2 separate regions of the Homo sapiens genome follow, and region 2 is linked to region 1. Evidence: chromatin loops called from intact Hi-C (ENCODE). Cell type or tissue: HepG2. All regions are shown on one strand. Each heading gives the region's core, and the rest is flanking DNA. Links, peaks and the distances in the headings are about the cores only.

The links. Peaks named below come from ENCODE experiments on the same cell type or tissue, not always from the same donor. Only the 100,000 strongest peaks of a DNase experiment are listed, where the experiment ranks them.
Region 2: it touches region 1 in a loop (10-fold over the local background); 3 of 110 quality-filtered maps call a loop at or near these places.

The regions. Positions count from the first base shown.
Region 1 is chr2:111,911,660-111,928,163 of GRCh38, forward strand. All of the region lies in intron 1 of MERTK (MER proto-oncogene, tyrosine kinase), which reads left to right. Among named protein-coding and RNA genes, the nearest start is that of MERTK, 21 kb to the left of the region's middle. In HepG2, for the core only: a CTCF peak has its summit at 7,913; DNase peaks (open chromatin) are centred at 7,912 and 8,782; H3K4me3 peaks cover 784 bases.
Region 2 is chr2:111,984,426-112,000,329 of GRCh38, forward strand. MERTK (MER proto-oncogene, tyrosine kinase) reads left to right here. Exons shown (of 19, transcript NM_006343.3): 9 at 9,826-9,979; 10 at 12,898-13,051. Among named protein-coding and RNA genes, the nearest start is that of TMEM87B, 63 kb to the right of the region's middle. RefSeq lists a silencer at 2,007-2,301. In HepG2, for the core only: no CTCF peak of the experiment used is centred there; a DNase peak (open chromatin) is centred at 11,016.

The DNA of each region.
Region 1 (16,504 bases), core at 3,978-11,977:
GATTACAGGCATGAGCCATAGCGCCCAGCCTTTTTTTTTTTTTTTTTTTTTTTTTTTGAGTTGGCTGTTGCCCAGGCTGAAATGCAGTGGTGCCATCATAGCTCACTGGAGCCTAAACTCCTGGGCTCAAGTGATCCTCCCACCTCAGCCTGTTGAGTAGCTAGGACTACAGGTGCATGCCAACACAGCCAGCTGTTTCTTAACTTTTTTGTAGAGATGAGGTTTTGCCACATTGTCGAGGCTGGTCTCTAACTCCTGGGGTCAAGTGATCCTCCTGCCTCGGCCTGCCAAAGTGTGGGGATTACAGACATGAGCCACTGTGCCTGGCTTCCAATCGCTTTATTTATTTATTTATTTATTTATGACGGAGTCTCACGCTGTCACCCCGGCTGGAGTGCAGTGGTGCGATCTCGGCTCACTGCAACCTCCACCTTCCAGGTTCAAGTGATTCTCCTGCCTCAGCCTACCAAGTAGCTAGGATTACAGGTGCCCACCACCATGCCCAGCTAATTTTTTTTTTTGTATTTTTAGTAGAGATGGGGTTTCACCATGCTGGCCAGGCCGGTCTTGAATTCCTGACCTCATGATTTGCCCACCTCGGTCTCCCAAAGTGCTGGAATTACGGGCATGAGCCACCACACCCGGCCCCAGTTGCCTCTTAATGGGCATTTAGGTTTTCCTGAATTTTTCTATTACAAACAACGTTGCCATGAACATTATTCTTTTCTATTGTGAGGTTTCCTTTGCCATAATTAAATGTGCAGATTTTAAGTGTGGAGTCTGATGAGTTTTAATAAATATAGGTATCAAAACCCCTATCCAAGTTAAGAGCCCTTAACCTTCTTACATGTCTCCCTATGGACATGTGTGAGTCTAGGAGTGGAAACACTGAGTTGTAGGTTATATGCAATTTCAGCCCCATTATATGTTGCCAGTCCTGCACATCTTATAGGCAGGTTATTGCCATGGGAGATCTGGACTAAGATATTTCTTCCCAAGAGTACTCTAAACAGATCTGAGAATACTCCTCAGGGCAGGTTGCAACTAGATTGTGAAGTGAGTGATGCAACTGGCTCTTTCGCCACTCATGCTTATCATTCAGTGCCCCATCCTCACCCTTGGCTGTCACACACTGGAGCCTTCCCTCAGTTCAACCCTCAGAACCACCTGCAACCCAGGGCTCAGTAGCTGGGGCTTGTATGTGGACTGCAAGGTTAGGGTAGTTGGTGGCTGTGAGAAGCCCTCTTCATTCCTTCCTAGCCATGGAGAGCTGGGCAAGTCGTTTAGCATCTGGGAACCTCAGGATCCTCATCTATGAACTGGGGACAATTCCAGTGATACACCCTTCACAGGATTAGAGAAGACTGTCTAGGTAAAAGGCCTGGCGAAAGGTGAAAAAGTTTCTGTGTGGGTTGATACAGGTACTGGGTCCTTTGCTTTTTACCCAGTAGAAGATATTGAACATAGATTTGTAACATTGCTTAAAGGACCTCTATGCCAGGAATCAAGGACAAAGGCCAAATATATACTTTGAAATTATACTACAATCTGTATATCAATTTGGGGAGAATTGATATTTTTTCTAGGTTGAGATTTCCAATTTATGAACACAGTATATCTCTCCATTTAGTTATATCTTCTTGTATTTCTTTCATCAGTGTTTTGTTGTTTTTAGCAGAAGAGTTCTGTATGTGCTTTGTTAGATTTATACCTAAGTATTTCACCATTTGGAGTGATTGTAAATGGTATTGTATTTTTAATTTCAATGTCTATGTGTTTATTGCTTCATATGTAGAAATACAATAATTTGTATCTTGCAACCTTGATAAAATAACTTATTTGTTCCAAGGAGACTTTTTTATAGATTCCTTGGAATTTTCTTTTTTTTCTTTTTCTTTTTTTGAGATGGAGTCTCACTCTGTCACCCAGGTTGGAGTACAGTGGTGCAATCTCAGCTCACTGCAACCTCCGCCTCCAGGGCTCAAGCGATTCTTGTGCCTCAGCCTCTGGAGTAGCTGGGATTACAGGCGCATGCCACCACCATGCCTGGCTAATTTTTTTGTATTTTTGATAGAGGTGGGGTTTCACCATTTTGGCCAGGCTGGTGTTGAACTCCTGACTTCAGGTGATCCACCCACCTCAGCCTGCCAAAGTGCTAGGATTACAGGCATGAGCCACTGTGCCTAGCCTTCCTTGGAATTTTCTATGAAGATAATCATATCTGCAAGTAGCAATCCTTTTATTTTCTTCTTTTCTGATCTTTTCTTTCTGATGTGTTTTACTTCTTTTACTTGCTTTATTGCATTGGTTACAACTTTCAGCACGGTGTTGAATAAGAATGGGGAAAGCAGATATCCTTGCCTTGTTCCCATCCATTTTTTTTTTCAGATCTTTATTAAGTTGAGGATGTGCCCCTCTTTTCTTTCTTTCTTTCTTTCTTTCTTTTTTTTTTTTTTTTTTTTTTGAGATGGAGTCTCCTCTGTCACCCAGGCTGGAGTGCAGTGGCACGATCTTGGCTCACTGCAACCTCTGCCTCCCAGGTTCAAGTGATTCTCCTGTCTCAGCCCCCAAGTAGCCAGGACTACAGGTGTGCACCACCACGCCCGGCTAATTTTTGTATTTTTGTTTGTTTGTTTGAGACAGAGTCTTGCTCTGTGGCCCAGGCTGGAGTGCAATGGTGCAATCACGGCTCACTGCAAGCTCTGCCTCCCGGGTTCATGCCATTCTCCTGCCTCAGCCTCCCAAGTAGCTGGGACTGCAGGTGTGAGCCACTGCGCCCGGCCTAATTTTTGTATTTTTAGTAGAGACAGGGTTTCACCATGTTGGCCATGCTGGTCTTGAACTCCTGACTTCAGGTGATCTACCTGCCTTGGCCTCCCAAAGTGCTGGGATTACAGGCATGAGCCACCATGTCTGGCTTCTTCCTAATTTTCTTAGAGGGTTTTTTTTCCCCCATGAGCGAATATTGAATTTTGTTAAATGAACAATATGATCATGTGATTTTTATTTTTTTAGTCTGTTAGTATGCTGGATGACATTGTCTGATTTTCAAATACTGAACTAGCTTTCTATCCATGGCATAAATTCCACTTGATTGTGGTATATAATTATTTTTATATATTGGTGAGTTCTATTTGTTGATATTTTGTTAATAATTTTTTTGTGTTTATATTCATGAAGAATGTTGATCTGTTTTTTCTGTATTTTTGTCTGGTTTTGGTATCAGAGCAATACTAGCTTCATAAAATATATTAGGAAGTTCCACCCTCTCTTCTAATTTCTGAAGGAGATTATGTGGAATTGGTGTTAATTCTTCTTTAAGCATTTGGCATAATTCTCCAATGAAACCATCTGGGCCTGGAGATTTGTTTTTCGGTAGTTTAAAAAATTATGAATTCAATTTCCTTAATAGTTATAGCCTGATTCAAATTATCTATTTCATGTGGGGTACATTGTGATAGTTTATGTTTTTTGAAGATTTAATTCACTTCCTCTATGCTACCAAATTCATGTGTGGTTATTTGTACTATTCACTTATCCTTTTGATGTCTGCAGAGTCTATGGTGATTTCCCCTGTTTTATTCCTGATATTAACAATTTGTCTTCTCATTTTTTTCTTTGTTGGTCTTGTTAGAGGTTTGTTAATTTTATTGGTCTTTTCAAAGAATTTGTTGTTTGTTTCATTGATTCTGTATTGCTTTTTTTTTCATTTTCTTTTTTTATCTATTATTTTCTTCTTTCTGCTTGTTTTGGGTTTATTTTGCTCTTTCCCTGTGTTCTAAACTTAAATGATGGATTTGAGACTTTTCCTCTATTTTAATACTATAAATTTTCCCCAGCACTGCTTTAGCTGTATCCCACAAATTTTGACATGTTGCGTTTTTATTTTCATTTAGTTCAACGTATTTTTTAAAATTTTTTTCTTGACACTTCTTTGACCCATGGACTATTTAGAAGTTTAGTTTGCGGCTGGGCGTGGTAATCCCAGCACTTTGGGAGGCTGAAGCGGGTGGATCACCTGAGGTCAGGAGTTCGAGACCAGTCTGACCAACATGGTGAAACCTCATCTCTACTAAATACAAAAAATTAGCCAGGCTTGGTGGCACGTGCCTGTAATCCCAGCTATTTGGGGAGCTGAGGCAGGAGAATCACTTGAACCCGGGAGACAGAGGTTGTAGTAAGCTGAGATTGCACTATTGCACTCTAGCCTGGGCAACAAGAGCAAAAACTCCATCTCCAAAATAAATAAATAAATAAGTTTAGTTTGCAAGTGTTGAGAATTTCTATTGTGTTTCTGTTATTAATATCTGGTTATTTCCATTGTAATTAGAGAACATAGACTATATGATTTCAGTTATTTTTAATTTGTTGAGGTTTGCTTTATATCATTGATCTTCGAAAGAATGTGTATTCTATTGTTGGGAAGAGTGTTCTATAAATATAGATTATATTTTTTTCTTTTCTTTATTTTTTTGAAACAGGGTCTCATTCTGTCACCCAGGCTGAAGTGCAGTGGCACTCTGATGGCACCATCTTGGCTCACTGCAAGCTCCGCCTCCCGGGTTCAAGCAATTCCGCCCACCTTGGCTTCCCAAAGTGCTGGGATTACAGGCGAGAGCCACCGCGCCTGGCCCTTCAAGTTCCCTTTTAGCCTTGCTTTCTTTCTCCTCTCCTTTCAGGACTTCAGTGATACGGATTTTAGATCTTTAATAGTAGTCCCAGAGACTCTATTCATTTTTTTCAGTCTCTTCTCATGGTCAAATTGAATTCTATTGTTTTGTTTTTAGTATACCGATTCTTTCTTTTGTTCCCCTTTCATTTTACTGTTGAACTTATCCATTGAGTTTTTAAATTTTTGGTTATTGTATTTTTTTAGTTCTAAAATTTCCTTTTGATTTTTAAAAAGATCTTCTATTTCTTTACTGAGACTTTGTATTTCTTTGCTGTGGCTTTCTGTTTTTTCATGTTTCAAGCATGTTCATAATTGTTCATTTAAATATTTTTATGATTGCTTCTTTAAAAGATTTTTCAGAAGATTTGTCATTTTGATGTTGGCATTTCATTCTGCTTGAGATCAGTTTTATTTATTTATTTATTTTTTTGGCACACAGACATTTTGAGACCCTGGATCTTAGTTTAGTCTTCTGTTTTACCTGTTTTCCTCTGACTTGCTCTGGCTGGGGAAGAGGGCATGCTGCCTCGTTGCTGCCAGGTAGGGGTAGAATTCTAGGTTCCTCACTCAGCCTCCATTGACATCTGAGTGTGGGGATATCTTCATTACTGCTGGTCAGAGGTCAGGTGGCAGTTCCGGCTCCCCACCAGGCTTCCACTGATACCTCTCTGGCTCAGAGGGGTAGAAGTGCCTCATTTCTGTTCCAATTCTTCCCCACCTGGCCTCCCCAAACACTAGAGTAGGGGGAAGGATGGCCTCCTTTCTGGTTGGCAGTGAAAGCCCTGACTTTCTGCAGGCCCCAGATACTGCCCCAGTAGGGAGGAGGAGAGATGCTTCATTGCTTCATTAATGCTGGGTGGGGATGGAAGGCCTGGCTCCCACATGGTCCTCACACCAGTCAGTGGGGCTAGACATCTTAGTTCTCTACTTCCTCTAGGCCCTTTCTGACGCCACCCTGGAGGGCCACTTGTAGTACTTCTCTATAGCTTGGTGAGGGTGGAAGTCTAGATTTCTCACTTGACTTTTGCTGGTGTGGATGGGGACGGGGCCGTGATGTGTTTTGGGTTGCTTGCCTGGAGTAGAGCAGTTTATTGTCTAAAAGTTTTCTGTCTGGCTGGGCTGCCCCTTTCCTTGTCTTTAGCTCCTAGTCTAGGACATATGGGGCAAAAGGAAACCGATTTGTTCTTGAGTCCTGAGGTTCCTAGCCAGTCTGCCTGCTTCTCTCTACCTTTCAGAGTTTTGTCTTGTTTTTTAAAATTATGCTAAAAGACGAGGCCAGGCGCAGTGGCCGACGCCTGTAATCCCAGCACTTTGGGAGGCCGAGGTGGGCGGATCACAAGGTCAAGAGATGGAGACCATCCTGGCCAACATGGTGAAACCCCGTCTCTACTAAAAATACAAAAATTAGCTGGGCGTGGTAGCGTGCGCCTGTAGTCCCAGCTACTCCGGAGGCTGAGGCAGGAGAATCGCTTAAACCTGGGAGGTGGAGGTTGCAGTGAGTCGAGATCGTGCGACTACACTCCAGCCTGGTGACAGAGTGAGACTCTGTCTTAAAAAAAAAAAAAAATGCCAAAAGACACATAACATATAATTTACCATCTTAACCATTTGTAAGTGTAGAGCTCAGTGGAATTAAATATATTCATAATGTTGTGCAGTCGTGGCCACCATTCATTTTCATCCTGTAAAACTGAAACTCTGTAACCATTAAACACTAATTCCCCATTCCCTCTCCCCTTAGCCACTGGCAACCACCATCCTATCTATATTCTGTTCTATGTGATTTTTGACTACTCTAAGTCAGAGTTTTGAAAATGCTTATTTAATATCTAGTGTTCTGGGGTGTACTTAGTGGGAAGAATAGGGAAAAGTACATCTAGTCTGTTTTTGGAGGGGATTCTTTGTTCTCTGTTACTTAGGGAGGACTTTAACAAACTTCTTGCTAACAGGTCTGGTCTTCCGGAGATAGTCACATTTTAAAAGAAAATTGTTTTTTCCTTAAGGATCGGCTTTTTAGTAATAGTAATTTACGTACTGGTAGGCTGGAGTATATGTTTTGGGAGTGGCATGATGGAAAAGTTAACATGAACTGAGCATCTCATCTGGGTCTTATGAAAGCCACAGTTGGGCCTCCGGCAGTATCAACCCCAGACCCCCAGAGGGGAAAGCCCCTTTGAGACCCTGGCCAGACAGTATTGCCTCAGAGCCTTTCTGTGACAATTGGCATGCTGCCAGTGGAGAAAGCAGAGGGAAACCTTTGGTTAAGTAAACATGATATTGTATACAGTATTCATATTTCATTGCAAGAGTTGAATGGTCTGAGTCAGCATAATCAGTTCCATATGTTTGGCATTGATAGTCCAGGCATGACTAGTTGCACCTTTGAAACAAGACAGATCAGATGTTTCATGTTAGGAAAATAATAGCTGCCATTTATTGCATGTCTGTGGATGCCAGACACTGTGCATTGTTTCACGTGCAATATTCCACTCTTATCTTGGAGAGAAAACAGGTACTGAAGTAGAGAATTCAGGTACTGGTGAGCTGGAGGGTATGTTTTGGGAGTGGCATGATGGAGAAATTAAACTTGGGGACTCAGCATCTCTTCTGGGTCTTGTGAAAGCCACAGCTGAGTCTTGGGGAGAATCAACCCCAGAGCCCCAAAGGCTGGAGGGAAACTGTCTCATTTTACAGAAAGAGGAGAGTGAGTTTTGAATGGACAGGTGACTTACACAAGGTCACCTGGCCTCTACGTGGCTGAGCTGGGGCTATGCCTTGTCCCTCTGACTTTAGGGTTCTTGTTCTCACCCCACCTCTCCTGCAGCCTCCTCATCTCCTAAAGCACGTGCAGTCAAACCTGGGCCCTCTGCATGAGGATTTGCGAGCTCCATCCAGGCCATTCAGTGCCCCCCATCCCTGGCCTTCCGCAGCCCCCTGGCCCACCTTAGAGTGATCTGTGCCACTGAATCTATTCCCTAAAGTAGGGGTCTGACCCTGGCTGCACATTAGAATCATAAGAGGAGATTTTTTTTTAAATCCCAGTGCCCAAGCTGCACCCTGAGCCAATAAATTCAAGCCCTGGGTGGGACATGGGCATCAGAAGCTTAAAAACATTTCCTGGAAGATTCTGATGTTCCGCTGGGTTTGACAGCATAGTGGGAGAGTTGGAAGAAGATAGTGAAAAGTCGAGGTCAGATTCTGGAAGGCTCTTTTCTGGTTGCATTGGTGCCCCCCATGGTAGGGACATGGACATTGCAGTCTGTTTGGGAAGCTTCTTTTGCAAAGCACCACCAAGAAAAAGGCAAATGCCCCAGTGAAAAAGTGGGGGACAGGCTGAAAGGGATGATGAGAGGGTACCTAAAGCCCTTTGGGGCCCTTGGGGCTTGCCCTGCTAACATGTGTGTTCAAGGCCAAGCAGAGAGGTACCTCTGCTCATTTTGTTTTTTGATGTTTTTTCTTTTTCTTTTCTTTTTTTTTTTTTTTTTGAGCCAAAAGGAATGTATTGGGCCAGGGGCAGTAGGAAGGTCACCCCACTGATAAGCAAGCCCCTTGTGCTTTTGCTCAGATGTCTCAGCCCCTTCATGCTGCAAGCCTTGGTTCAGAGAGGTTGGATAGCTTTCCTGGTGTGCCAGGTCCCTGTTTGCCCCTCCAGACCCACTCTCCATGCTGCTCTAAGCCCCAAGAAGCAGCCTGTGGGAAGGGCAACAATGAAATCCCTAGTGCTGTGGCTCCAGCTGGTTTTGACTAAATGATACTAAGTTATATTTGTTCCTCTAAGTAAATCCGGGGTGTTCCCATATTGGTTGCTTATCTGAAATTCAGGTGTAAAGGGCTGTACTGTTTTTTATCTGGCAACCCAATGCCAACACCGTGTTTTACAGGCAACTTCACGTTCCTTCCACCGTGCAGGCATTTCTGGGCTTTCACTGGCACTTGGGCTTTTCTCCTCCTGTGGCTGGGCTGTGACCTCTTGGGGCACACACTGCCCAGCCATTTACTTCCTTTCCTTCCTGCAAGCGCCAGGCCTGTTCTCTCCAGCACTGACTCAGAGCCAGCCACCCGCTTTCTCTTGCAGGGCTTTGCTACACTTAGGGCAAATGGGTGGCGTGATCGCCTCTTCCTCCTTTAACATTCTCCAAGTGGCCCAAGGGTCACTCCAGTGAAGTTAATAATTACCATTTGCAATTTAGGACTGATCCATCAGGTCAAGTGAGTTCTGATTGAAGGTTGTTTTTTTTTTTTCTTTTTCTTCTAATGAAGTGTTGCTACTCTGTTTGTTTGTTTTTCTTCTAATGAAGTGTTGCTACTCTTTATTTTATTTATTTATTTATTTATTTTCCGAAACAGAGTCTCACTGTGTTGCCTACGCTGGAGTGCAGTGGCGTGATCTCAGCTCACTGCAACTTCTGCCTCCCGGGTTCAAGCAATTCTCCCTGCCTCACCCTCCCGAGTAGCTGGGATTACAGGCGCCTGCCACCAGGCCTGGCTACTTTTTGTATTTTTTAGTAGAGACAGGGTTTTGCCATGTTGGCCAGGCTGGTCTTGAACTCCTGACCTCAGGTGATCTGCCCGCCTCGGCCTCCCAAAGTGCTGGGATTACAGGCGTGAGCCACTGCGACTGGCCACTACACTTTATCAATCAGGAATCCTTTGGGTATTGCATAAATAGTACTAAGTAGAAAATTTCCTTTTGTGCTATGTTTGGCCTCAGCTAGCTGTGGGGGTAAAGGGAGTGGGGTGGGAGTCCTTAACCTGGGTGACAGGGCAGCTGCTCAGGACATGATTCAAATATCAGCCTGGTGTGTGCACACAGAATGTGGGGTGGGGGCACTGGTCTAGGTTCTGCGTTTTCTCCTAGAGAGGGTAGGGAAACAGGGATACCAGCATTTACAGGATTCCAGATGCAAAAGCCTTTCTCTGAACTTTGGGAGGTGAAGGCGGGCAGATCACCTGAGGTTAGGAGTTCGACACCAGCCTGACCAACATGGTGAAACTCGGTCTTTACTAAAAATACAAAAATTAGCTGGGCATGGTGGTACCTGCCTGTAGTCCCTGCTACTCAGGAGGCTGAGGCAGGAGAATTGCTTGAACCCTGGAGGCGAGGTTTGCAGTGAGCTGAGATCACACCACTGCACTCCAGCCTGGGCTGTGACAGACTAAGACGCGATCTCAAAAAAAAAAAAAAAGCCTTTCTCTAAATCACAAACCCACCTGCAGAAGGGCTGTAGGGCTGTTTGATAGCAAATACCTTCAGCAGACAGCAAGACTGGTGAGGAAACAGCATACCTCTGGAATAAGGTGCATCCTCTTGGCCATGCATTTATGTGCCATATGTTCATGTGTGCTTGAGTTGGGAAGCAAAGAACCTCTAGGAACTGAAAGATAAGCCCTCACTCTTTTGCAGCCTCCTCTGGGCCTCGTTTTTCTTTTATTTCTATTTTTGGTAGAGACTTGTCTCACTCTGTTGCCCAGGCTGATCTTGAACTCCTGGGCTCAAGCAATCCTCCCGCTTCGGCCTCCCAAAGTGCTGGGAGCCACCACGCCTAGCCTGGGCCTCTTGAGTTTGAGGCTGAACTTTAGAGAGCTCAGCTGATGCTTCTGCCCATTTTATTGTTGGGGAAGGAATAGAAAGAGCAGGAGTAATGGGTCCCACAGGCTGGCACTCACTCCTGCCATTACTGTAACTCTGGTAGAGGAGCTATTCCTCTCTCTTCCCAGGTGCCTGGGATCATAAAGCAGGCTGATGGCACACAGCATCCTGGGGTAGCTGGGGTGGGGTGGAACTGAACAGGGTTCACCAGCCAGCACCCTCAGTCCCACAGGGCTGCCACCTGCCCTGCTCAACCCTCTTCCCACAGCATGGAGGGACTCCAGGGCCAGGGAGGCTGCTTGCTGCCACATCCCCACCCACTATCATGGGACCTGCAATTTCAGTTGCTGCTGCTTTCTTTAGTCACCTCGGTGATCACCTTGGGCTGTGATCACCAAGCTTCAAGAAAATCAAAGGAGCTCATGTTAGGAAAGGCTGGTGGAGACCATCCCTGGAGAGATTGAGAGATGCCTTAGAGCTAAGAGCCCTTCGCATCCCAAGCCCGATGTATATTTTTTCCTCTCACTCATGGCTGGCAATTATATTACTCTAGTATTGCCCTTCCCCATGCATTGTCCAAGGCAGACATCACTAATTAAACTCAGCCCTTATCCCCGCAGGGCCCAGACCTGGCTTTAGAAATTCCTACTTTAGGTGGCCAGCAGGCCAGGGTTCAGATGCAAGCCAGTAACAGCCATGTCAGCCAATATTTTTGGAGTGTGCTGGTGGACTCGATGCCTATCAGCTCCTACTGCTGAGATCCTCTTGTCCTCACAAGAGTTCAAAGAAGTTATAGAGCTTTCCTGAGGCCATACCTTGAGGTGGTGAGGGACTGGGTGGGCCTCAGCCCTCTGACTGCAAAGCTGCTAGCTAACCTCTGAGCAGCACTGCCCACCAGCCCTTCTGCCTTTGCACACTGCATTTGACAAGTGCTCAGCAAGGATTCATGGATTTGAGGGTAGGATGCACTAGTTGATCACATGGAAAATAACATTCTTTACTGGCTTGCCCTAATGAACGAATTTTGAGTCTAAGAGACTATTCACAAAGTCCCTAAATGTCTGAGCCACTGTAATTGTGTGTCATAGGCATGCTGACAGCCTCTCCAAGTTCTGTCTCCAGCCACAGCAGTGTCCTTGCCTGGACCACCTCTCTTCCCTGCTCACCCTTCAGGACCTCTGCACGTCACACCCGTTTATTCTGTAAATGTTTGCTGCATGTGACTCCATGCCAATCATCATGATGGGTTCAGATGATGCCACCTCCAGCCTTCAAGGAAGTTACAGACAAGTATGTTCAGAAAAACAGGGCAAACTCACACAGAAAAATGGGCAGTATGTGAATAAACATTCACTAATCAGGTCCCTTGGGCCTGTCCTGTACTGGGTGCTGAAGAAAGATGATGGAGACAAAAGCCCTGACTTTAAGAAGCGGACGCTAGGGCTCTGGTCAAGGGCTGCATGGTGATTGGAAACACATGGGCACAGTGCAGGGGTGCTGCACCACACAAGTCCAGGACTGGATGGAGTGGCCCCTGGAGTTGGTAAATGCAGCTGCTGGAGCAGCTGGGCGGCTACTCTGGGACCTGAGTGGGAGGCTAGTGATCCAAGGCAGCTTAGCAGCACTCGTTTATGTGAAGTTAAAATTCCACTCCAGCTGTTTATCCAGTCCACATGAGGAAGCAATCCTGGAAGAAGGTGGGAGGGATAAGGTGGAGATTTCTTGTGAATTCCACCCAAATTACAACCAGAGGCACCCCACTTTTCCATGTGCTGTGTAGAAAGGACCACATTTGCATTAAGTCTTTGATGTGGGTAAGCCTTTCAGTCTGAATTCATCTGCAATCACTACCCAAAAATAATTTTGAGAGTATTCCACTTCTGTGGGGGAAAAACAGGGGGAAAAGATACGTTATACAACCAAAGTAATAGAAACAATGAAAAATTTAGCAACTTAAAATATAATTTCTAATTCATCATTGCCCAAACCCTTGGGTCCAAAACCTTGGAATGGTTTTTGTTTTGGCTTTTTTTTCTTCACATTTTGTATAATCACCCAGTGCCCCCACACAGGGCTGGTGAGGTTATGCATTGCACAGCTCTAGAGAACAATTTATACAGCCAACAACGATGTGAATGGCAATACCACCCCACTAAAATTGTGCAGTACGAGCCTCACCAATCTCACCAGCCACGTGGGGGTCCAGCCTCAGTCCCAACAGTTCTCAAGGGTTAGACCATGGAAGATTTTTACTAACTCATAATAAAATGAGAAAATAATTAAAATAATAGCTAACATTGAGTGCTTACTGTGATCCAGACAGTAATAACTCCTTTATTCCCGTTGGCAACCCTATGAGGCACCATGGTTGCCATCCCCACTTTCCCTGTGAGCAAACTGAGCCTGAGCAGCCTCGAGCCACCAGCTGTCCACTCCTGAGAACTCTCCTTTATGCCAGGATCGCATCTTTCCTCAATATCTGGTGTCAGACTGACTTTCCTTTGTGGAACACTGGTGGTAGTGAGGATGCTGTTGCTGTCAGCCCCCTCTTCTTGGTCTCCTGTATCCTTCCTACTCTTCACTGACTGCCCCTGTAGTCAGGTCTTCACTGCCTTCCTGGAAGGTTCCCACTTCCTGCTCTTCTTCCTCCTACTCAGCCAGTTGCTGGTGCCAGAATCCCCCTCATCAAGCCTAGCTCTGAGCCTTGCTCTCCCTTGCTCAGAAGCCTTCCAGGAACTTCTCCTGCCTCGACTGGGATTCAGGGCTCTCCACATTCACCTTAATTTTGGTTTATCTCCCATTTTTGTTCTAGCAGAGTAGCTCTACTCTTCAGCTAAATTGCTGTTCCCAAACTGGTTGGGCTACTTCCTGTCTCTTCAGTTTCCCACCACCTTTGACCCTGGCAGCCCCAGGCACCTTCTCCATCCCTCAGATCCATCCTTTACTCACTCATTCAACAAACCTATTTTGAGCACCTCCTACATACTGGCTGTAGTGTAGGTGGTAGGTATCATGGAGCTTTCAGTCCGGCAGTGGAGAAAGAACTGGATGAGTAATCGTAAGATGTATTACAAAAGGGTCCTAGCACCTAACCTGGGGGTGCTAACTATAGGAGGTTAGTCAGAGAAGGCCTCCCTGATGCTATGGGCAGCCTCCCCTCCCCACCCCCAGTTAGCCATGTCCATCTCCCCTTTAGCTCCTGGGACCCACTGTGGCTCTGTTCCTGAAATAAGTCTCTTTCTTTATCCCATTTGACTGTCGTAGCAAATCTTGAACCCAGGAGGTGCTATATAAATATCTGTTGGCAATCAAATCATTCTATCAACTTCTGGTAAATCAAATTGTACAGATCAGATATATATATATATATATTTTTTTTTTTTTTTTTTTTTTTTTTGAGATGGATTTTCGCTCTTGTTGCCCAGGCTGGAGTGCAATGGTGAGATCTTGGCTTACTGCAACCTCTGCCTCCCGGGTTCAAGCGATTCTCCTGTCTCAGCCTCCTGAGTAGCTGGGATTACAGGCACCCACCACTACGCTTGGCTAAATTTTCGTATTTTTAGTAGAGACGGGGTTTCACCATGTTGGCCAGGCTTGTCTCGAACTCCTGACCTCAGGTGATCCACCCACCTCAGCCTCCCAAAGTGCTGGGATTACAGGCGTGAGCCACCGCGCCTGGCCCAGATATCTTTTAAACCATCTAGAGTGTTGAGTGATTTCAGGGTAGGTTTCGTGGCTCCCGGACTTCAGTGATGTCACTTTAGTGGGTGGCCTTGCCCCTAACCAAGTTAACACTTTGTTTGGTGAACAGCTTGGCTCATGGAAAACTGAAGATTATACCCCAAATTGTAATCAGAGGTTATTATCTTGCAGGGTTGGGCTTACAAAACAGACTTTATTATTATTTTTTTTAATTTTTTTTTTTTTCTGAGACAGAGTCTCGCTCTGTCCCCCAGGCTAGAGTACAGTGGCGCGATCTCGGCTCACTGCAAGCTCCGCCTCCCGGGTTCTGCCATTCTCCTGCCTCAGCCTCCTGAGTAGCTGGGACTACCCGTGTCTGCCACCATGCCCGGCTAATTTTTTGTATTTTTAGTAGAGATGGGGTTTCACCGTGTTAGCCAGGATGGTCTCGATCTCCTGACCTCGTGATCCGCCTGCCTTGGCCTCCCAAAGTGCTGGGATTACAGGCGTGAGCCACTGCGCCCAGCCCCAGACTTTCATTTTATATTGTATATGCTTCAATAAATATTTGAATTTTTTCACAACAAATTTGTTAAGTTCCTAATTAAAAATTTAAAATATTCTTAAATAAATTAAACCAATGAAGGTATAATTTGCTTCTCCCACTTCCCATTTTTGCCTTCTAAGAAAGGGACCTATATTTAAATGGGGGAAAAAAGTGATTTGGATTAAACCCCTAACTCCTGAGTCCTCTGTAGCTCAGTGAATAGGAAGAACCACAGATGAGTGTGCCCACCCAAGTGGCAAAGGTGAATTGTCAAGGCTTCAAAGTACATGAATAAAGGGCCAAGTGTGGTGGCTCACGCCTGTAATCCCAGCACTTTGGGAGGCCGAGGCAGGTGGATCACAAGGTCAAGAGATGAAGACCATCCTGGCTAACATGGTGAAACCCCGTCTCTACTAAAAATACACAGATTAGCCGGGCATGGTGGCGCGCACCTGTAGTCCCAGCTACTCAGGAGGCTGAGGCAGGAAAATCACTTGAACCTGGGAGGCAGAGGTTGCAGAGAACTGAGATTGCGCCACTGCACTCCACTCCAGCCTGGTGACAGAGCGAGACTCCATCTCAGAAAGCAAACAAAAACAAAGCCTACATGAGTAAGTAGAGCACCCTTGAGGGAGCTCTGCAGGTATGAGACAAACAGCCAGAACATGCATTGCTGCAGAAAGCATCCACACATCAGAGGAAGGGGAGCCCCCTCCTCCTACCAAGAGCATAGGTCCACCCTTGTGAAGGTTTGCCTGGCATGTGGGCTGTGAGTGACTGGAGAGGCAATGGTCCCTGTCTGTTGTCATCCTGATCTTCACTCCCTAGCATAAGTGAACACTCCCATGATGGCACATTCATCTGTCTGGACAGCTGGGCTCCAGGCCAGCCCACAGCTGACCCACATAGCCCTCCCCTAAAGCACACAGAAGGCCCTACACTCCCACACTCACCAAGACCTCAGGATAAGGAAAAGTCTTCCTGTATCCTTGTAGGAAAATCTCTTCTCTTCTATCTGGCATTGATCCTGACTCACTAAGGAGGCAGTTCCCAAAGGCAACAGCCATGAGAGTTGGCCCCCAACATCAAAGGGGCCTGGGAGGGAGCAGTTGCTGGAATGGGAGAGGGAGCTGCATGGCAAGGGCTCCCAGACAGGGGTATGCCCTTCAGTTGAGGCATATGTGCTGTCCAGAGTGGCTTGGCAGAGAGGAACCTAGAGGAAAAATTCCCAGATCCCCTCCCTTCTGCCCCACGATTTCCTACTTATATCTCCCATTAGCCAATTAAATACTTAACTGAATACTTAAATTTAAAAAATTCCAGCCTGGGCACATACATAGCCAGACTCCCTCCCTACAAGAAAAAATTTTAAACTAGCTGGACATGGTAGCACGAGCCTATAGTACAACCTACTCGGGAGGCTGAGGTAGGAGGATCGCTTGAGCCTAGGAGATTGAAGTTGCAGTGAGTTACTGTACCACTGCTCTCCAGCCTGGGTGACAGAGCAAGAAGGCCCTGTTTGTTTAAAAAACAATTATTTGTTGTTCATCTGAAATTCAAGCTTAACTGGGCATCCTGTGTTATTTGCTAAATCGGGCACAACTCTGAGCAAAGAACACCCTACTCCCTGCACACACACACTCAGGAGCCCAGGAGGGCATGATGTCCTGAGCATGGCAGGAGGCCAGCCCTTGAGCAAGGATGGAGCCCCCACTGTGTACCCCCAGTCACCAACCCATAATGTAGACTGCTAGGCCTATATCTCTCTCACCCACCTGTCTCACTCACTCCCTCCCAACGTATTTGAATAGATAACAACCAGTGTAGAATCTGTGTCCAAAAATGCCACTCAGAAAGCTAAAAGTACAGCTATTATGAGCCTTCCCTTGCTCAGAAACCATCTAAAATACTTGTGGACCAGATGAAATAAAAACATTTCCAGGTTTATTCCAGCAAGCAAGCATTTTCCTGGAAGCTTCAGTATTCTATAGCTGGTAACTTAAGAACACTTTTT
Region 2 (15,904 bases), core at 6,511-14,510, 75 kb after region 1:
TGACAGATGAAATTTGAGGAGTCTCAGATGGGAAAAGATAACATGAGAGAAGGCACAACGTGGCAGCTTTAAATTCTGACTCACTTGAAGGTCTGGAACATAACGCTTTTGTGAGAGCGAGGTGTGAGATGAAGCTGGATTGAGGAGTTCTGACCCTAAAATGCAGGGCCCTGAAAGTGAAGCCAAGGCAGGTAGAAATTTGTTGATAGCAGGGGAGCCAATGATAAGCATGAGCTCAGGAGCACAACTTGAGACTTACAGATCATGATGATGACCTAGATGATTCTTCTTTCATGAATAATTACATTGAGTTTGCTGATATAAGTAACCTTCTAACCTGCCTTCTTTCCACCAGAGCATATTTGCTGAGCACATTCCACTCTGGTCTTCCAAGACTGAGCAGGCAACTCAGCAGCAGGCTCCTGCCAGCTACAGAGGTTTTCTTGCTTCCTGAAAATGTATATCAGAATCATCCACAATGTTTATTTGGAATACCACTGTGTGCTTGGAACTGGGTAGGGGTATCGTAGGGGAGCATCAATATGTCAGGTAATTCCTGCCTTATAATCAATCTAAAGCTGGCAAGATCCTTTAGATTTTTGCTAAAGCTGGCAAGTTCAGTGAAGACTCTCTAGTGTAAGTACTGGTTTCATTTCACAGTGGCAAACAAAAGGCAAAGGGAATCTATGTGTGAAATAGTGGCTTCCTCCCCAAGTACCAGCCAGTGCCCTTCCAATGACTTTGCTAGGCATGACTCCAGTCAAACCCAGAGGGACATTTGATTTTGATTTCTATGAAGTCTAAAGACCACTGCTATGATGTGAACCCTGGACCCAATACAGCAGCAGGAAAGGCAGCTGGGTGATGATGCCTGGGTGTGATTAGGTGGGCAGCTTCTAGACAGGTTCCCTTCCCACCTGGGAAAGGAAGAGAGTGGGGTATTGCTGCCTCCTTTTGTGACACAGAACATCCGTGGAAGGGCAGATGCACTGGTTTCATTATCAAGTCTGTCTCTTCTTTACTGTGATCATGGAAAGCATGCTTCTTCTGTGTTGCCATATTCCTGATCAATCTAACCCTAGTGACAGATTGTATTAGTCTGTTTTCACACTGCTAATAAAGACATACCTGAGACTAGGTAATTATAAAGAAAAATAGGTTTAATGGACTCACAGTTCCACATGGCTGGGGAGCCCTCACAATCATGGCAGGAGGCAGAGAAGGAGCAAAGGCACGTCTTACATGGTGACAGGCAAGAGAGTGTGCAGGGGAACTCCCCTTTATAAAACCATAGGATCTCACGAGACTCACTGTCAAGAGAACAGCACGGGAAAACCCCGCCCCCATGACTCAATTACCTCCCACCAGGACCCTCCCATGGCACTACAAGTCAAAATGAGGTTTGGGTGGGGACACAGCCAAACCATATAATAGATCCAAATTTTAGCTTCTTCATGGTATCTATATGGAGCATCAGATATAGATGCTGCATATAGAGATGAACAGGGTGAATGGGTGAGCAGATGCATCCACTGATGATGCTCAAGCTTTGTTGTAATCATTTTTAGCCACATATCATCCAGCATTTATCAAAACTGCCATTTTCTGAAAGGACACTTAAAATTTATTTTAATTTCCCTGCCTCAGTTTACCTATCAGGAAGCAGACTGTTGGAAGCAGTAGGTGATGGAAGTAGAGAAAAAGAAGGCTTAGAAGTCCGTGTTGTTCTGCCTCATAGTAAATGATCATGGTATTAATTCATTTTAAGTAGCAATCCTGCTTAAAAGTCACAGCTGCGAGAGAAGCAGCCTTTCCTTTTGTCTTTTGCCCCAAGGCATTTGTGCGAGGTGCCTCTGGATTAACTGCATTTCTCCATTGGCTGAGTTGCAGGAATCAAATGCCTCTTTGAGAGAAGGGCTTTTGTTCACAATGCTGAATGCTTGGTATAGCTATACTAAGCATAAAGGTTCAGTAGGAATTTTATCTTTCTCTATTTGGCAGAAAATAGTGATTACCAGCAGACACTTAGGCTGTCTAAAAACAAGCCAGTTTGTTTAAAGAGCTGCAGGTCATCCTTTCTCCTTCTACTTCTGGCTTGGGTGAAAGCTGCTTTTCTGAAGGGGGCCTCTTGAGCCGAGGCGTTCTGAAGGGCAGCAATGATGAAAACCTTATGAATGACTGTGGCTGGAGAGCCTTGTGCACTAAATGCCATTAGCACTCAGCTAGGCTGTGCATTCTCATTGCCCTTTGTTCAGAACGGTCCCCTCTGCAGGGAGAACAGAACTGCCACAGTTAAGGCTGTGACCTTTCCAGTCACTTACCTCCTTAGGGATGCCAGATCATCCCAGTGAGATCATTTATTATGCTTTACACTATATTTTATGCATCATGACAGTCTTGTGACCACAAAGACACAGTGGCTCACTTTACTTTGGAAAACATTCTCTGATGCAGCTAAGTTTCAAGCTTATGATCCAAAACTAGGGACAAATAAGAACATGGAAGAAAGGTGGACCCTGGGAGTCCCCTGAAACCCACACCCAAAAGGAAGTTTAAGATGATCTTGGCATCTGTCACTTTGATTTCCTTCAATTTCCTTCATCTCAGAAGGGCAAAGCTTAGACAAAACCTTGTCTCAAAATTATCCGTTCATTTTCATTTTTAGATAACTGATACTAAAGCTACTTCCTTATGCAGGACAGAGCAGTTGGATATTTTTGAAAGATATTTCTCATTATAACTGTAATTAAGGGTGGGGTTTTTCATGTGCATGCAGTTTCAGAACTTTCTTGGCAGTCGTTTTTCCTTGGCTTATCGCAGCTACACAGAAGACAGGTTTGTAGCTTTGCATTCCCGCAACAGTCATGTCACTTTCAGACTAAGAATCCTTTGATCTTTACTGAATGGATATTTATTATATCTCAAACGATGATACCTACCTTTTTTGTTCTATTTTTCTTGCGATTCCTTGCCTTCCAAATCAGAGTTTAAAATCCAAAGATAAGGAACAAATACAATGTGTTCTCTTTGAAGTTGGAGGCAGGTCTTGCTCGTCTTTGTACTGTCTGAACACAGGGCCTTGACCTTGCTTTGTAGGCATTTGTGGCACTATGGATTTGATGTGTGGGCCCAGCTACACCATCTAAACCAGCTGGAGAATTTCTCTCCATGAATGGGACAGTCTTTTATTAAGTGTGGACTAGTATTTCCCAACCCACCCTCATTCCCGTAAAGTGTCAGTGGATCTTCTGTGAAAAAAGAGTTCAGTGAGCAAATAGAATTACAAAATATTGCATATTATACCACCTTGAAGGCCCACCATGTATACTGGCAAGTTCAAGCCTCTTTGAAGTTCAACAGAAAATAACTCTGTTTAACTTTGACCCAGAATCGTCTAAATGTTAGGCAGAGACACATTTTTATACGTGCGGTTTTTATGGAGTTCGTTGCTTTGGGTTTATTGCTCTAATGCTAGTTTACTCTTCGTTTTCAAAGGTATAGATCTTGGAAGTCTCATAGCAGAGATTATTATAGCCTTGAGACAGCATGATATATAGAACTAACTTTTTTTTTTTTTTTTTTGAGACAGAGTCTCACTCTGTCATTCAGGCTGGAATGCAGTGGCACGATCTCGGCTCACTGCAACATCTGCCTCCCAGAGAACCAAGTTCTTTGGAGACTCAGGGAAGCTGCAGTGTACTTGGCCCAAGACCTCGGCCTCCTAACAAGCTCCCCTAATGAGCAGAGCTATGTGCCTGGATGTTGGCATGTGCCCACCGCCTCTTCCTGTCTCCTTTTCTCCCTCTTTCTCACTGTCAAAGGAGAGCAGAGCATTTGAACTGGTGTTGTCTTAAAGTATGAGGAATAGGCAAGGTTCTCATGGCCAGCCAGGGATCTGAACCTCTTCTGAAACCCAGGGATTGATCAAATAGGGTACATTTTGCCTGGAGGAGAAACTTAACATGGAGGTAAACTCCATGAGTAGGTCAAATAAGCTTCTTGGTTTGGGGAACTAGACAGCCTTGATGATTTTCTCTAATGCACTAAGACTTGAAAGATACCACAAGCTCAATTCTGTAAGAAGGTTTTGTATTTATTTACAGGGAAAGAAGACCCAACTGTAGCACCACCTTGAACATGATATAAGAATAATCATAGCCACCACTGATTACTTGCAGCATGCCAGATCGTGTACTATGTGTTTTACATAAAGGAACTCATTTAACCCTTAACTGTGAGGCCAGGCGTGGTGGCTCACGCCTATAATCTCAGCACTTTGGGAGGCCAAGGCAGGTGGATCACCTGAGGTTAGGAGTTCGACGAGACCAGCCTAGCCAACATGGTGAAACCCTGTCTTTACTAAAAATACAAAAATTAGCCCAGCCTGGTGGCGGGCACCTGTAGTCCCAGCTACTTGGGCAGCTGAGGCAGGAGAATCGCTTGAATCTAGGAGGCGGAGGTTGCAGTAAGCCAAGATGGCGCCACTGCACTCCAGCCTAGGGGACAGAGCGAGACTCCATTTCAAAAACCACTGTGAGAAAGATAATATGCTCAATTTTCAGTTGAGGAAACTAAAGCTCAGAGATGCTGGGTAACTGCCGCAGAGTCATAAAGGTTGGGCTAAAAACCTCACTCCGACTGACTCCAAAACCAGGGCTTTTCAGAACCCCCCTACTCGTTCCCAGGCGCCCCTGGCTTTCTTCATAATACAGTCTCATTCAAATTCCACAGTGTGGCCTCTCCGTAGAAAGAAGGAAGAACAGGACGTGTTTTGCAGAGTTAGATGTGAGAGTTTTGTGTTGATGCCTGTGAATTTGAAACCCCTTTGAACGAGTCACCTTTGTTGTTGTCATGAGACAGAAACTTTTATCTCATTGAGGTTATAGAACAGGCCAGAGTCTTAAATACAGTTACGAGTTATAGGGTTGTGAATTCTTTTTTTTTTTTTTCAGACAGAGTCTCGCTCTGTCACCCAGGCTGGAGTGCAGTGGTGCGGTCTCCACTCACTGCAAGTTCCGCCTTCCAGGTTCACGCCATTCTCCTGCCTCAGCCTCCCGAGTACTGGGACTACAGGCGCCCGCCACCACGCCCGGCTAATTTTCTGTATTTTTAGTAGAGACAGGGTTTCACCGTGTTAGCCAGGATGGTCTTGATCTCCTGACCTCGTGATCCACCCGCCTCGGCCTCCCAAAGTGCTGGGATTACAGGCGTAAGCCACCACTCCTGGACGGGTTGTGAATTCTTATAAAGTAGTTGGGGATATTTAAGTCCTTTGATCATTGAAAACAAGTACCACCGCAGTTGCCCTGCCTAACTCTAATGCCACACATAGGATAAAAAACAAATTGACTTTCCAAAGATGTGTTATTACTTTTCTGACTGTCAAGATACACTGTGTCTTATCTTACATGTAAGTAAAGTTGCAATCAAGTGCCATATTATAAATCTGATTTTATTACCAGGAAATGCTTTCAGATGTTTAAGTCCTTGAGGCTATGAACCTGGTGTTGGTGAAAAATGAAAACTCACTCAATGAAAAATATGCAGTTGGCCCGTGGCATACACCCCATGACCAGACCACCTCATGTCAGAGAAATGTCCCCAACTTATGTGATCTGTACCCTGACAGCACCAGAGATAATACACATGGGGTAGCGCCTGTGTGCATCTGATTTTAGTGGATTTCTCTGACAACTTGAAAAATCAGACTTAAATACTTGGGGATATGAATTGGGGCACACCGTTCTTTACATACTTGGCACCAAAACAGTATGGATAAATTACATCCATTTTAAAAAAACATGAATCATTTTAAAACTATATTTAAGTTTACCATTTAAGGATATCCTTAGAGAAAATTGTTAAACCTCTTTTAAAATATATGTCATATATCTTTCTAATCACTATGGCAACATTTATTATAATTCCACCCCTAAAATGTGATAACCCTTGACCATCTCCAAAATGTGTGACTGATAAACACTGGCCAGCATCTTTGTCATATTTTGATATTCAGAATGATGGCAACGGCTATGATGCTGGCCATCATCGAACGGTGGGTGCATTTGCTCTGGGCCAGGCACTGTTACACATTTGTTAACTCACTTAGGAGAATAAGAAGTGGAAATTCAAAAAGTAACCTTTCTGGGGTTTCCTACTGAGTCATAGGCCCTAAGTGAGTAGACACAGGTTAAGTATCCCTTATCCAAAGTGTCTGGGGACCAGAAGTGTTTCAGATTGTGGATTCTTTCTGATTTTGGAATATTTGCATTATATTTACCAGTTGGGCATCCTAAATCTCAACTTATTTACTTAGCATTTCCTTTGTGTCATGTCAGTGCTCAAAAAGTTTTGGATTTTGGAACATTTCAGATTTCAGATTTTGGGATATGGGATGCTCAAACTGTATTATAGCCTACTTGAATGTTTATTTCCAAAAGAATAATTTGTTTTTGTTAGGGTTTCTATTCTTCTATTCATTTAATTCTTTCCCAATCGTGTAATTCCTCTTATTTTGAGATGATTCTCTCATAAGTGAGGTATCATATTTGAGCCTGCAGCCAGAAGCAGGCCAGTGTTCCGCATCAGGCCGTGAGGCTTGTCCTTTGGAGGAGCTGTCTACCGTGAAGCAGATGTGTTAGTTATGTCTCAGCAATGGCCTGAGTCACCAAACGGCTCCATGACCGTGGGGGTTTGGTCCATGGAGTTACTCTACCTGATGATTTTCTGCCTCGCTCCCAAATTAAACACAGAATGACCAACTAACTCATAATCAAAACTAGTTTGCAGTAAATACAATGCTCTATTTATGTTTTTTTGTTGCTTGTTTTGAAACGGAGTCTCAGGCTGGAGTGTGGTGGCGTGATCTTGGCTCACTGCATCCTCCGTGTCCTGGGTTAACGCTTTTCTCCTGTCTCAGCCACCCGAGTAGCTGGGATTACAGGTGCATGCCACTACACCCTGCTAATTTTTGTACTTTTAGTAGAGATGGAGTTTTGCCATGTTGGCCTGGCTGGCCTCGAACTCCTGACCTCAGGTTATCTGCCCACCTCAGCCTCCCAAAGTGCTGGGATTACAGGTGTGAGCCACCTCGCCCAGCCCAATGCTGTATTTCTGAAAAAGGTATCACCAGAATATTAAAAAAAAAGGTTAATTATTAATTTGTTCACTTAATTAACAAAAAAAAGTCTATGGCAAATCTCATAGACTCGGAGTCCAGTGGGGTAGAAAAACCAACATTCTTAACGGTCATATTTTCCCTTTCATCCCTTGTCTGGGGGTGTGATATTACGATATACTGTGTGTCTGGTTGTGTGTGTACACACACAATATATATATAATGTGTGTGGAGGGGAGCTTTCCATCCCGGGGTCCTGGCTTATTACTCCCATAGCCCTTGTTGTTTCCTAAGGGACTAAAACAACAAGCATATCTTTTGTTGAAGTATTGGCCTTTTGTCCTTGGTTTCTGAAGTAGCTTCAGAGCTTTAACGGTGAAAGACGGTCTTTCGCTATAATGTTTGGGCACTTTAGGCCTCAGAAAACAGAATCTCTCTTGCTGATCTTCTCCTGCCCTCCTTTCATGTACTCCTCTGTCTCCCCAAGGCAGGGCTCTAATTTTCCCCTGCCCTCATCCATAAAGAAATTCTTTGACCTACCTGATCTGATTAGAAGTCATAAGACTCACATTTCGGAAGGAGTCCTGTTTCCATTCCCTGGAGGAAGGAGCCACGCACAGAGAGGCCAAGAAGAATCTGAACAGATAGGTCTTGTTGGGTTTCCTCGCTCAGTCTAATAGTACTAGATCATGCCTTTTTTGTCCAATCACAGTTCTACATGGTTGTCAATCACGCCTATCCAATGGAGCCTCCATGAAAGGCCCATGAGGATGGGGTTCAGAGAGCTTCCAGGTAGTGGAATACGTGGAGGTTTCCAGAGGGTGGTGCACCCAGGGCGGGCATGAAAGCTCTGCACCCCTTCCCATGTGCCTTGCCCTGTATAGCTCTTCATCTGTATCTTCTGCAATATCCTTAATAATAAACCAGTGACCAGGCATGGTGGGTCACGCCTGTAATCCCAGCACTTTGGGAGGCTGAGGCAGGTGGATCGCCAGGTCAAGAGATCGAGACCATCATGGCCAACATGGTGAAACCCCGTCTCTACTGAAAATACAAAAATTAGCTTGGTGTGGTGGTGTGCACCTGTAGTCCCAGCTACTCAGGAGGCTGAGGAAGGAGAATTGCTTGAACCTGGGAGGTGGAGGTTGCAGTGAGCTGAGATAGCGCTACTGCACTCCAGCCTGGGTGACAGAGCAAGACTCCGTCTCAAAAAAAAAAAAAAAAGAAAGAAAAAAGAAAAAAATAATAAACCAGTGAATGTCTTTTCCTAAGTTCTGTGAGCCACTCTAGCAAATTAAACAAACTCAAGGAGGGGGTCATGGGGTCCCTGATTTATATAGCCAGCCAGTCAGAAGTACAGGTCAAACAACCTGGGGCTTGTGATTTGTGCCTGAAACTTGGGGGACTCTTGGGGGCTGAGCCCACACCCTGTGGGATCTGACACTATCTCCAGATGATAGTGTTGGAATTGAACTGGGTTGGAGAATGCCCAGCTGGTGTCTGCTGTGGAATTGACTGATTGGTTTTTGGTAGGGAAAAATTCTCATACACTTCTTGGTGACCAGAGGTCACAGAAGCCTTCTGTGTTGACTATTGTGGTGTGGGAGCAGAGAAAACTGCTTGTTTTTTTCTGCAGGGGGCATTTCTGGGCCATGATGTCCACTGCCTGTTTAAATTTAGAAACAGTCTCTGGATGGCCAACCCAGGTGCCCCCTTGGTCATGAATGATGGACTGCTCTCTCCTTAAGGGTTGAGATGGTTCTATCCTTCACCATTGCTAGGAAAGTGACTGGCTTGAGAGTGAGTGACCAGGAAATAAAGTTACCAATAGCACTGCCTTTGCTGTTCATTGATGACCTGTGACATCTGTGACCTGTGACATCTGTGACCTGCATGACCTGAGATCTCTTTCTGTCTCTGCAATCAAATTTCCAAAATTCAGAGATAAAGACATGTTCCTAGAACTTCATTTCAGCTTTCACAACCCCTATAATTTCCATTTGAAAAGCCAGCCCAAACACAAAATTAGTTTCCTACGCCAGAGAACATTATGATTACAGAGGTTTGGAAAAGGGGAGGAAGGTGTTGTATAAACCCTTAGTTCTGGTTATTTTTTCCCCTTTATTTGAATGACAGTGACTTTAAAATAACATACAAATAAAAGTAAAACCAGAGTTTTGAAAATTGAGCAAGTTGTACATTTGTCACACTGAAAGAAAAAAAAAAGTGTCAGTGCCCTCTTCCAGGTAGATTTTAGTCAAAATTCTAATAATTTCAAGGAACAGGAGCCCACTCGTGCTGGTTCAAGGGCAGGTGGCAGGTGGACAATGTCAAGGGATAGTGTGACTGGCGTATTGTGCTGTGGGTGGTTCTGAGGATCGAGGGCTTGAGGAGTCAGGCTTGCTCTGCCGTCCGGGTGCATCTGCTACGTGCTCCCTCTCTTCCAGAAGCTTCTTTAGGACCACTCTAAGTGCCATGCCCTCATGGCCCTAGCTTGCCAATGCCCCCCAAAACTTGATGTTACATCCTGTCCCTACCTGACTTTTGGTTCCATTGGCCATGGCCTGAGTGACAAAGGAATGCTGTGGAAGTGTGGCTTCTGGCCTCGGACGTGGGCGGGATGGCTTCCCTCAGAAGGAACTGTAGATGCACCTGCAGTTTGCCCAGACCTCAGTGTTTTCATTTCCTCTCTTCCTCTCTGTCTCCAGAAAGAGCTCTTGGAGGAAGTTGGCCAGAATGGCAGCCGAGCTCGGATCTCTGTTCAAGTCCACAATGCTACGTGCACAGTGAGGATTGCAGCCGTCACCAGAGGGGGAGTTGGGCCCTTCAGTGATCCAGTGAAAATATTTATCCCTGCACACGGTGAGAGCTATACCCAGTAAGGGCTGATAGGATGTGATGGTCCAGGCAGTGCACAGATTGCCAGAAAGTAACCTGGGGGATGGATGGCTGATTAAAGAATGAAAAATAAGGCTGGGCTTATCTCAACACTTCAGGAGGCAAAAGCAGGAGGAGTTTGAGAACAACCTGGGCAATGGGCAACATAGTGAGACCCTGTCTCTACAAAAAATATATGTATTTTTAAAATTTGCTGGGCATGGTGGATCATGCCTGTTGTCCCAGCTACTTGGGAGGCTGAGGTGGGAGAAGTGCTTGAACCCAGGAGGCAGAGATTGCAGTGAGTTATGATCACACCACTGTACTCTAGCTAGGTAACAGAGTGAGACCCTGTCTCAAAAAAAGAAAAAAAAAAAAAAGAAGGGAAAAATAAGAATCAAAAATAATTTTTCCAATGATAAAGATATGATATGATAACATGCTTTACAGAACTGCTGATACCCATAGGTCCCTCCTATAGTTACTATTAATGGTAATAACTTACTTGGAAGATTAGTCTTTTCAGATGCCAACTTTGGCTTTACTTATTGAACTTAGTTGCAATGATGTATACTGTACATGACTGAATTTTAGACAGGCAATATAGCTAACCCTTAGCTGTCTACAATTGGGACAGTTTATTTGCTGTTGCTTGTTTTGCTGTGTTTGAAATAGTACTGCTTTGCCATGTTTTTACCCATTCAAGCCTTGGGTAACATGCTTTGTGCTTTGGTCTGCACGGAACATGAAATATTTCCTATGGAAGCCATCCTCAGACTGCCCTGGGCCCACGGAGCTAAATGCCCAGCCATGCGTGTTGGCTTTTGCATGTTGCTGGAATGTCCTTTGGCACGGTGCCACTGTGGTACCCCAAGTGAACCAAGTGCTGTGCTCACTCCATAACCCAATGGAGCCACCTTTGTTTGACTCTCACCTGCCCTAGGTTGTTTAATGTTAAACGGCTGTCATAAAGTCCATGCATAGGCATCTAGATCAGTGTGCTTATACATTAAGTTTTTGCCAAACATGACCTTTGTACCCAATAGCAGACAGAACTTGTGAGCAAATGATTGAGTTCCCACCTGTCTGTTCCCAGTGACACTGAAACTTGCTCTCCCTTTTGGTGCTGAAATGGAACCATATTACGTTCTTGCAGCACATAGGCACAGTTTCTGGGAAACATTAGTAACTGGTGATGGGGAGGCAAGATGTGTCTACCTGGTAGAAATTCAATGACCCTGAGATTCTGGCTGGACGCAGTGACTCACGCCTGTAATTCCAACACTTTGGGAGGCCAAGGCAGGCAGATCACTTGAACTCAGGAGTTCAAGACCAGCCTAGCCAACATGGTGAAACCCCATCTCTATCTAAAATAACGACAACAACAAAAATTAGCAGGGTGTGGTGGCATGCGCCTGTGGTCCCAGCTACTTGGGAGGATAGCTTGAGCCCAGGAGGTGGAGGTTGCAGTGAGCCAAGATCACACCATTGTACTCCTGGCTGGGTGACAGAGTGAGACCCCCATCTCCAAAACAAAACAAAACAAAACAAGAACAAAGACAATGAGATTCTGATTCTAAAGGGACAGCTTAAAAAAATTGGAGTTTAGGCTGGGCGCAGTGGCTCATGCCTATAATCCCGGCACTTTCGGAGGCCGAGGCAGTTGGATCACTTGAGGTCAGGAGTCCCAGACCAACCTGGCCAACGTGGGGAAGCCATGTTTGCTATGCAGGCAGTCCTTACCTTGCAGGGCTCCAGTATGCACAAATTTCAATTACCACAGTTAAATAACACCCATTCCCCAAAAATATAGTTCCAATTTTAGTTACCATTCTATATTAACCATAATGGCATAAAGCATAAACTCGGGCTGCTGGCTCTTCAGGCCACCAACCATCGTAGAAATAACAGATGCACATCCTATCATGACCAACGGCATCATTTCTTTCAAAGGCTGTTGTGATCGGTCACTGCGCCCTTGTCATTCTTTTTGTGCCCACCTTGCGGAGACATGTGGCTGTGTTGCCTCCTTGTCTCCCAGGGACAAACCCACATGACATTTTACAAAAATGGGTAATTGAAAGAGGGAGTTGGTGAACAAAGGTAAAAGTGCAGTAAAGAAATGCAAAGTGATAGTGTTCAACGTAAAATTTGAATTGAATGCAAGACTGTGGGAAGTTGATAACTGCCCCTGCTGATGTGAACCAGCGGTCCTTAGTGAAGGTGAACTTATGCACATACATCAAGAGGTTGTGACAAAAAGGTTGAAAATGTCCCAGAGAAAGCGACACTGTCAAAAAACAGCATTGAAGGAATACTGGGAGATATTTTACAACATTGAAAGAACAAAAGCTAAAACATTAGCAGTCGATCCAAACTTAGAAAGGAATGTGACAATTCTTCAAAACAGAGAAACTATATTTTCTCTGTATCATAAGTTACATGACTAGAAGGCAAACTATTTAACCTACTCTCGATCGTTTTTTTACAAAGAAATGACACTTTAATTTTTCATGTTTCTAACATTTTAAACTACAGTAGAAGTAAATATTAGTTGTAATTTTGTTATTTTCTTGTACGTGTATAATGACATGAGTTTTCTCATTGATTTTAAAATTACTATTTTTAATTAATAATTGAAAAATTGTATATACCTGTGGAGTACAGTGTGACATTTTGATCTATGTATATGTTATGGAATGAGTAAATCAAGCTAGTTTCCCATCAGTTATTAAGATCTCTTCGCATGGTCTCAGCTTACACAAAGTGAGACCTGCCTATATTTGTAGATTATAAAAGATTTAACTGAGTTCTGAAAGCTTTGACTATTTGTTCTTCCCTGTTACAAGCCAGTGTTTCTCATATATTTCAAACCCATGACTGGTCTATTGGTATCTCACCAGGTTGGGTAGATTATGCCCCCTCTTCAACTCCGGCGCCTGGCAACGCAGATCCTGTGCTCATCATCTTTGGCTGCTTTTGTGGATTTATTTTGATTGGGTTGATTTTATACATCTCCTTGGCCATCAGAAAAAGAGTCCAGGAGACAAAGTTTGGGTAAGTCTCCCAGCTAAAAATGTTTGCCCACTGGTATTGACAAGGTTGTTATACCAAGTGATTATGCCTTTCCTGTTGGGCCAGCTGCTTACATTGCTCCCAGATGGCTGCCCTGCCTTATGCATACCCTGGGCTCAGGCAGCTTCCTGACTTACGCCATGGTCTACAGAAGCAGCTGCCAGCAAAAGCCAGGCCTGAAAAGGGTTCCTTTACAGAGAAGAGTATCAGTAGGCCTTTGCTACTCAAACTGGATTGCTGTTAAGTGAGGACTTTTATTAGAAGCCTTAAAAATAGGCCGAGTGCGGTGGCTCACACCTGTAATCCCAGCACTTTGGGAGGCCAAGGCAGGCGGATCACTTGAGGTCAGGAGTTTGAGACCAGCCTGGCCACCATGGCAAAATGTCATCTCTACAGAAAATACAAAAATTAGCTGGGCATGATGGCACACGCCTGTAATCCCAGCTACTTTAGAGGCTGAGGCACAGGAATTGCTTGAACCCAGGAGGGTTGTTGGCAGGTTGGAGTGGGACAGAATGAGTGAGGGGTGTATGGCTATACTTTGGAGGGGGCTGAGCCTCCCTCTTTCATTGCTCCACCTTCAGAATGCTACTAGAACATCCCACTCGCTCCAAGACTTGCCATAGGCGTGGGAAGGGCTTAAGATTGGCAGCCAGGCTACGCTTTATTTGTGTTCATCCCAGTCTTAGGGGTCAGTTACTTTAGTCTTTATAAGCCTATTCTTACAATTGTTATACCTTAGTATGTGAATTCTAAGAATGACTATTTTAAAGAAGTGGACAAAATCTGATCTAAATCTTGAACATATAATTGACTAAAATACATCCCAGGATCTTGGTGTGACATGTGGGTTCATCATAAAACAAGTACAGAGAACCTCTGCAGAAGCTGCAAGAGTAGCTCATTAATATGTATTAAAGGCCTGCTAGGCACTGGGCACTGCGGTAGCCTGGAATACAGTGGTGAACAAAATCCTGCCCTCATGGGGTTCACAGTTCATGGGGAGTCAGGCAGTAGTCAAGCAGTCACAAAATAGATTAAAAATGGCAACTGTAATACATTCTATATAAAGGGGTAAGAATGTGTCAGAAAAATTTGGCTGCATTAAGAAAGTCAGGGAAGGCCTTTGTGCAGAAGTGGCTGACACCAGAGCTAAGATCTGAAGAAAGAGCAGGTATTCATTAGATGAGAGAGAAGAAGAGCATTACAGCCAGAAGGAGCAGCACATGCCACATTACCAAAAAGTGGGGCTGCTGAGTACAGCAAATATATTAACAAGATTACAATACTATTTCAAATATTTAGAAATAAAACTATTTCCAGGAACCATTAAACTCAGCAGAAGCTTAAAACAAATGAAAGACTTGTAACAGGTTATTGTTATCTATGTCGAAGTCAGTTCCCATGGATCCTTACTACAAGATCTATTCATTTGTTCCTTTTGTAAAACCACTTTCCAGCTCATTTTTAAATGAAAATACTTTTATTTTTACTTATAAAAGTAACATTATATTTTTTTAAAAATCAGATTATATCGAATAGTCAAAAGGAGAAAGTGAGGCCCATTTCAGGCCCATAGATGGTGTTGGTTGCTATTTTGGCATACGTCTTTCCAAGTGCTTTGCTTTGTGTACATCAGTATTTTTTTCAAAATTGTGTTATCTCTTTAAAATAATCTATGTACCTAAGGTAACTTGAGATTAAATCTGTAATCTAGACTTTCAAATTCATAATACTTTCCCACCAATTAGTCTAAAACAGTGACTAAATGGATTATTAAAATAGACTTCATTTTTTATTTTTAAAATTAATTTATTTTTTTGAGACAGGATCTTGCTCTGTCGTCCAGGCTGGAGTGCAGTGGTGCATTCATGGCTCACTGCAGCCTTGTCCTCCAGAACCCAAGTGATCCTCCCATCTCAGCCTCCCGATTAGCTGGGACCACAGTCACATACCACCATGTCTGGCTAATTTTCTTACTTTTTATAGAGATGAGGCATCTCACTTTGTTTCCCTCGCTGGTCTTGAACTCCTGGGCTCAAGTGATCCTCCTGCCTCAGCTTCCCAAAGTGCTGGGATTACAGGCATGAATCCCAGCCTTATTTTTTAGAACAGTTTTAATTTTACAGAAACATTGAGAAGATAGTACAGAGATTTCTCATATGCTCCATACCTAGTTTCCCCTATTATTAACAGCTTACATTATTAGTGTCACACGTGTCCATGTGAAGAGACCACCAACAGGTTTTGTGTGAGCAGTAAAGCTTTTTAATCACCCGGGTGCAGGTGGGCTGAGTCCGAAAAAGGAGTCAGCAAAGGATGGTGGAATTATCATTAGTTCTTACAGGTTTGGTATAGGCAGTGGAGTTATCCAATATCCAATATCCACTGGAGGACCAATTTTTTGTAAGCAGGGGGTGGATCTTGCAAAGTACATTCTCAAGGGCCCGGGAGAATATTACAAAGTACCTTCTCAAGGGTAGGGAGGGTGTATCATACAAAGTACATTCGCAAGGGTGGGGGAATACCACAAAGTACATTATCCCAAGGGCAGGGAGGGTGTATTGTCACAAAGTCAATTGATCAGTTAGGGTGGGGCAGGAACAAATCACAATGGTGGAATGTCATCAGGTAAGGCAGGAACTGGCTATTTTCACTTCTTTTGTGGATCTTCGGTTGCTTCAGGCCATCTGGGTGTATACGTGCAGGTCACAGGGGATATGATGGCTTAGCTTGGGCTCAGGGTCCTGACAATTAGTACAATACATTTGTTACAGTTAATGAGCCAATATTGATCCATTGTCATTAACTAACATCTCTACTTTCTTGAGATTT